Regions from separate parts of the Mus musculus genome. Here region 2 is linked to region 1. A link is a loop called in an ENCODE intact Hi-C map of the cell type or tissue named here. Cell type or tissue: heart. All regions are shown on one strand. Links, peaks and the distances in the headings refer to the core of each region. The heading gives the core; the rest is flanking DNA. Region 1 holds the start of Mettl14 (methyltransferase like 14). Region 2 holds the start of Dnttip2 (deoxynucleotidyltransferase, terminal, interacting protein 2).

What was found. Hi-C counts contacts between places; a loop is a spot of excess contacts. Peaks named below come from ENCODE experiments on the same cell type or tissue, not always from the same donor. Only the 100,000 strongest peaks of a DNase experiment are listed, where the experiment ranks them.
Region 2: it touches region 1 in a loop (5-fold over the local background); 2 of 42 quality-filtered maps call a loop at or near these places.

Annotation. Positions count from the first base shown.
Region 1 is chr3:123,384,400-123,387,308 of GRCm38, reverse strand. It overlaps Mettl14 (methyltransferase like 14), which reads left to right and starts at 1,319. Exons shown (of 11, transcript NM_201638.2): 1 at 1,319-1,547. The coding sequence starts at 1,482. In heart, for the core only: no CTCF peak of the experiment used is centred there; a DNase peak (open chromatin) is centred at 1,318; H3K4me3 peaks cover 1,956 bases; H3K27ac peaks cover 1,303 bases.
Region 2 is chr3:122,272,990-122,275,898 of GRCm38, reverse strand. It overlaps Dnttip2 (deoxynucleotidyltransferase, terminal, interacting protein 2), which reads right to left and starts at 1,485. Exons shown (of 7, transcript NM_153806.1): 1 at 1,421-1,485; 2 at 1-701. The coding sequence starts at 1,480. In heart, for the core only: CTCF peaks have their summits at 1,557 and 1,759; a DNase peak (open chromatin) is centred at 1,568; H3K4me3 peaks cover 2,154 bases; H3K27ac peaks cover 1,207 bases.

The DNA.
Region 1 (2,909 bases), core at 102-2,601:
GATATACCTTAACACTATATAGTCAAAATAATTTACAGAAGACTTTTTGAAAATTAACGTTTTTGTCATATAATTCTACTATTATGCAAGGAATTTTTGCTTGATTGTTGTTTTTGAGATGGGGTTTCTCTGTGTAGGTCTGGCTGCCCTGAAATTTGCTCTGTAGACCAGGCTGGCCTCGAACTCAGAGAACTGCCGGCCTCTGTCTCTCGGGTGCTGGAATTAAAGGCATTCGCTACCGCTGCCCGCTCTGTTTGTGTGTTGTTATGAATGACAGGGTTTCACTACGTAACTACCGCTGTTTGCTTGCATTTATTTATTTATTTATTTATTTATTTATTTATTTATATGAATGAATGAATGAATGACAGGGTTTCATTACATAGCCTAGCGCTGCCCGCTCTGTTTGTGTGTTTATGAATGACAGGGTTTCACTACGTAACTACCGCTATGTTTGCTTGCATTTATTTATTTATTTATTTATTTATTTATTTATTTATTTACTACGTAACTACCGCTATGTTTGCTTGCATTTATTTATTTATTTATTTATTTACTACGTAACTACCGCTATGTTTGCTTGCATTTATTTATTTATTTATTTATTTATTTATTTATTTATTTATATAAATGAATGAATGACAGGGTTTCAGCGCTGCCCGCTCTGTTTGTGTGTTTATGAATGACAGGGTTTCACTACGTAACTACCGCTATGTTTGCTTGCATTTATTTATTTATTTGTTTGTTTATTTATTTATATAAATGAGTGAATGACAGGGTTTCATTACATAGCCTAGGCTCCAAACTCCTGGGTCCTCCTGCCTCAGCCCCCCAAGACCCTCTTTCTCTGTTCTTATTTATTTATTTATTTATTTATATAAATAAATGAGTGAATGACAGGGTTTCATTACATAGCCTAGGCTCCAAACTCCTGGGTCCTCCTGCCTCAGCCCCCCAAGACCCTCTTTCTCTGTTCTTTTACAAAAGCTCGCTAACTTGCCAAGGTTACTGAGCGGCGATCCAGTCCTTCACAAGCCGGTCAGTATTGCAGTGAAAGAAACCCACAAGCATCCCTCAAATATTAAAAAGCCAGGACTGGCAGGCGGACAATTGGTTAACGGGAAAAAGAAAAACTTCTTTTATGAGCAGGAAAAACAAAAAACAAAAAAACCGAGCCTAACCCTTCAGGAAAGACTTTAAGCACTAAGAAGATAGCCAAAAGCGGCTCCTCGCCCTCAACCACCACTACATCCCCATTGGGTCTCGTCGTGTGACATCATATCTTCGGCGTCCTGGAGGCGGGACTTCCTGTTCAGGCATAGCCTGTTTCAGGCGCGCCGGAAACTTCCTCCTGAGGGACGTGAAAGTCTCCGGGTCAGAATCTCTGCGGGGCGGGACCCGGTGTTTCCTGGTTTGGCAGGTGGATTTGCATTTTGGCGGGCGCGGAGTCTGTCGGGGTGGTGAGCAGCCGAAGCTGGGGCATGGATAGCCGCCTGCAGGAGATCCGGGAGCGGCAGAAGTTACGGCGGCAGCTCCTAGCTCAGCAGGTGTGCGGCGGGTGGGAGGGAGCATTAGTGCGCGTGCGCGGCCGCCTCTTTTAAAAAAAATTTTTTTTTTTTTTTTTTTTTTTTTTTTTTGGTGAACTCTCACATCAGCATCTGTCAAGGTCTTTGTCCCGGGACTTTTATTCCCTAGTCTACTCGAGTGCCTGTCAGAGTCATTACGTAGAAAACCAACCGCTGCCAGGCTTGGGCTTTCTGTCCCCACCGTGGCGGGCACGGACTTGAGTGGTGGGGGTAGACTTGGGAATTGTCGATGAGTGCAGTGCTAGTAGTTGCTACAAGAGCAAGTGGCAGTTTTAGCCCTTACATTTCACCGTCACTGTTGAAGCAGTGTTTCATGTCTTGCCTTTCTCCCGCGTCAGCTTCAGATTCTTTATTTTTTTTAAGATTAGTTTTTATTTTAAATTATGTGGGGTTTGTCTCTCTGTGTGTATATATATATGTGCACGTGAGCACAGCGCCAGAGGTGTTGGATCTTTCTGGAGCTGGAACTACAGGTAGTTGTGAGCCTCCTGGTGTGGGTGCTTGGGACTTGAACTCAGGTCCTTTGGAAGAGCAGTGCATGTTCTTAATCTTTTCTTGATATTGGTTTTGAAGGAAGTTTGATTATTTTCTTGAGATCCTGTCGAAAGACTCATTGGAAGCCACCTAAGTTAGAGCAAATTTTAGATTCTGCACTTAGAACACAGTCTACCTTCAACCAAACGTTTGAATCCTTACTTGGTAATTTATTAGAGACAGGAGGTGTTACGTTCACTAGTACATTAGGACTAGGTTTCCAAATTTTAACGTTTTTCCCTAGCCAGCCCTCACCAGAGAATTCTCTAAGATTCCTCTCTCTAGAGATTACTTTTCAAACCTTTCGCTTTCATTGAAGCTAGTGAATGAAGATGTGAGTGCTTGCCGTTTAGTAGACCATTCATGCAGGGAATACATACTACAAGTTGTTTTACTTAAAAATCTCAGGCTGTTTTCATTACACCATACAAATCAATATAAGTAATGGAGGGAAATGCTCAAAGCTTGAGTGAGTAAATTTTAGATTTCCAATGAGTCTTTCTCGCCAGGATCTCAAGAAAATAATACAAACTTCCTTCGACACCAGTCTCGAGAATGTGAAGGTGGGCTAGAGAGAGAGGTGGCTCAGTGGTTAAGGTAGAGCGCTGTCATTTCTCATTGCTAAATCTTGGGTTCCTCAAAGAACTTTCTGAAGGAATGACTCGTATTCTGAGATGAGAATTACAAATAGAGAATCAGACAATGCTCTAACTATCGGAAGTGAGTGTTCTGTCCTCTGACCAAGAAGTCGAGAAGATTTTTCTGGAGGAGGTGAACCTGATGAGCATT
Region 2 (2,909 bases), core at 209-2,708, 1.1 Mb after region 1:
TTGTAAGTTTCACTATCAGAAACATTTGGCATATTTCTCTGAGAAAGTGGTCTTGCTGATAACTGAGTAGCATCTGAGTCCTCTGAACACACAGACATACCCACAATTTGCTTTTTATTTCCTGGTGTAATCTTAGTATCGTTTTTCTCAGCTGGGAACTGTAATTTCTTCTTCACATTCCTGGCTGTTGTTCTCGGCAAGATCTCTAACGATGAAATGCCTGAGCAGGACAACTCAGCATCAGATACAGTTCCCGACTGTGATTCTTGGCTTGAATCTCTTTGAGAATTAGCCTTATTTCTGCTGCTTCTCTCTGTGGAAGGTACAACCATAGAAACCCCTGAAACATGAGACTCTGCTTCAGAAACAACAACTTCATCAGCAGATGCATGCTGAGGGGCTACTTTCTGCCTTTTCCTAACAGTGGACTTTGAGGTGGAAGCAATTACGATCTGCCGTTTCCTAGTTACTCTTACAATGGGCTCTTGGTCCTCTAACACAGAAGTAACCCCAGAAGTGTGGGACTCCGTTTCAGAAGCCTCGTCATCAGAAATAAGCACAATGATCTCCGCTGGGCCTGTGGTTCTGCTGCTGCTGCGTGAGTGCTGTTTCTCAGCAGGCTGCGATTCAGCTGTGCTGCCATCGGATCCCGATTCCTTTGTGCTTTCTAGATGTGTCCCAATTCTCCGAGGAGCAGACCTCTGAAAACCAAAACAAACACAATATAGTGTAGATAGGGCAGGGACAAGGGTAAAGGTGGCATGGCCTAAGGAACAAAACTCAAGAAGGTACAAAACGAAGACAAACTCACGATAAGATATTTCTTTTACTTGCCTCATCCTAGGCTTCAGAAAGCAGAACTAAAAAAACTTTCTCTACTTAAAGAAAGAGGAGGTAAATTTTAAATCATTTATAGAAGCGCAGGGAGGGGGGGGAGTTGAATACTAATTGAGCACGTGTTTAGGAGTGTGTAAGGTAATCCGATACTTGCCTGGATTTCTACAACAGGAAAGGGCTGCTCTATAGCCCTTACCACACAATCTAAAGAGCATAGCACCAGAAGACAACCAGAGGCTCTGAGTGACGCCACCGCCGCCCTTCAGTTGCCGGAGGGGTTAGTGCTCGGCCATGCCAGTCTCTCCACGTGAAAACGGTGCTCCTCCTATCCCCCAAACCAGGCTTGGTCGAGGTGGCGGGCATTAACTTTCCCCGGTACTGTCCTAACAGTAAACTTAAAAGGCCTCGCCTGCGCAGGGCACGCTACCGAAACTCCCGTAAGAGCCCTGAAAGACCCCCAGGTCCGAGCCAGTCCGGCGCAGTACCACGCGCGACCCGCTCGGTTCCTCGTCGCTCTCCTCCGCCCTGCCGAGCCGCTCTGCTCAGCGGCGAGGAGACCCGGAGAACCTGAGACCCAGCTCACCTTCTGCTGGGAGCTTTCTTGGAGCCTGGTCCGGGAGAGCCCGGACCTGGTGACCACCATCTTTCCGACTCCGGATTCCCGGCAGCCAGCGCGGCTTCCTCTGTTCCGACGCTTCGGAAGTGCGTCGAAACAGGAACTCGCTTAGGTTTCCCTGCGGAAACCGCGGCTCGGGAGAATCGTTCCTTCCCCGGCTCCACTGCAGTTCTGGCCAGCGGTCTCCGCCATCGGACTAGTGCGGGTCAGCGGGGGGTGGGGGGGTGGGGTGTGTGTGTTGGGGGGGGGGGGGGGCAAAAGCAGCTCCGCCTCCAGTTCCCAGCTCGTCCGCTGTGCGGTCCTCAGCGAGGAGGACCTCCTCGCCGTTTAACACAAAATGGGAAGTCGCATCATTTACTCTGCTTTCCATCCCCCTCACCCCCCACCCCCGTGCAGTAATTGTGAGATCTTTGGCGTAAGTCTTTACGGAAGCCAAAGGAGACTTTATTTAGTCCTTTTAGAAAACAGTATTTTAATAACTTAATAAATGAGATTCCGATATTTGATTGGGATACAAGGATGTATGTTAAATGCACCCAAGTTTTCGGAGAATAATTAGAAAGCTGTGGGATTTAACTAAAATGTCTCGGGATTTGAAGTACGCCTTTTTTTTTTTTTTTTTTTTTTTTTTTTTTTTTTTTAAATAAAAAAGGTGAAAGACGTTGTGAAGGACGGGGATTAAAGTTTTTTGTTTTTTTACAATGGAAGTAAGAGACTAGCCAGAATCAAAAGAGTTTTAGGATTTTTGTTTTGAGACAAGATCTCTCTACATGGCCCTGGCTGCCCTAGAACTCACTATTTAGACCAGCCTGATCCTGAACTCACAGATATCCATCTGCCTCCCAAGTGTTGGGATCCATGGGCCACAGCACCTGGCTGAGGTGTTTTAGTTTTTGTTTTGTTGGATGAAAGATGGAGAACTAGAATATGTTGAAAGGCTACAAAGGAATCGAGGAGGGGGTAAAGGAATTAGTGTTGGAAGCAAGAAAAAAAAAAGGGGGGGTTCGTTTTCCTTCACTTTTTAACACAAAATTTTTCCTAAAAACCTATCTTTCCATGGATACATTACTTCTACATTAAATTGCTCTCCTTGGAGCCAGGTATACGTAGTAACCAACTTTTGATTGTTAGATGTTGTCTTAAAACACTAGCCTCATGCTTACTTAGTAAAATAGGGTTTTTTTTTGTTTTTGTTTTCCTGGAGAACTGTGGTCTCTGGTTTCCACACAGCCATTGTGTGCCCTGAGGAAACAGCCTATCTTTAGGAGTGAGAGAACAAGAAAGTGAAGAACAAGAAAACGAGTTCCTGCGCATTTGTGGAACTTGAAGACAAGAATCTTCAAGCTCTTGACAGGCTGGGCTTAGTGAAAAACCCTATGACAAGTGCGGGCTGTTACTTTTCAGTTTAGGCTTTAAAGGGTTCTTCTATCTTGTTCTTTCTGGGGGAGGTACTGAT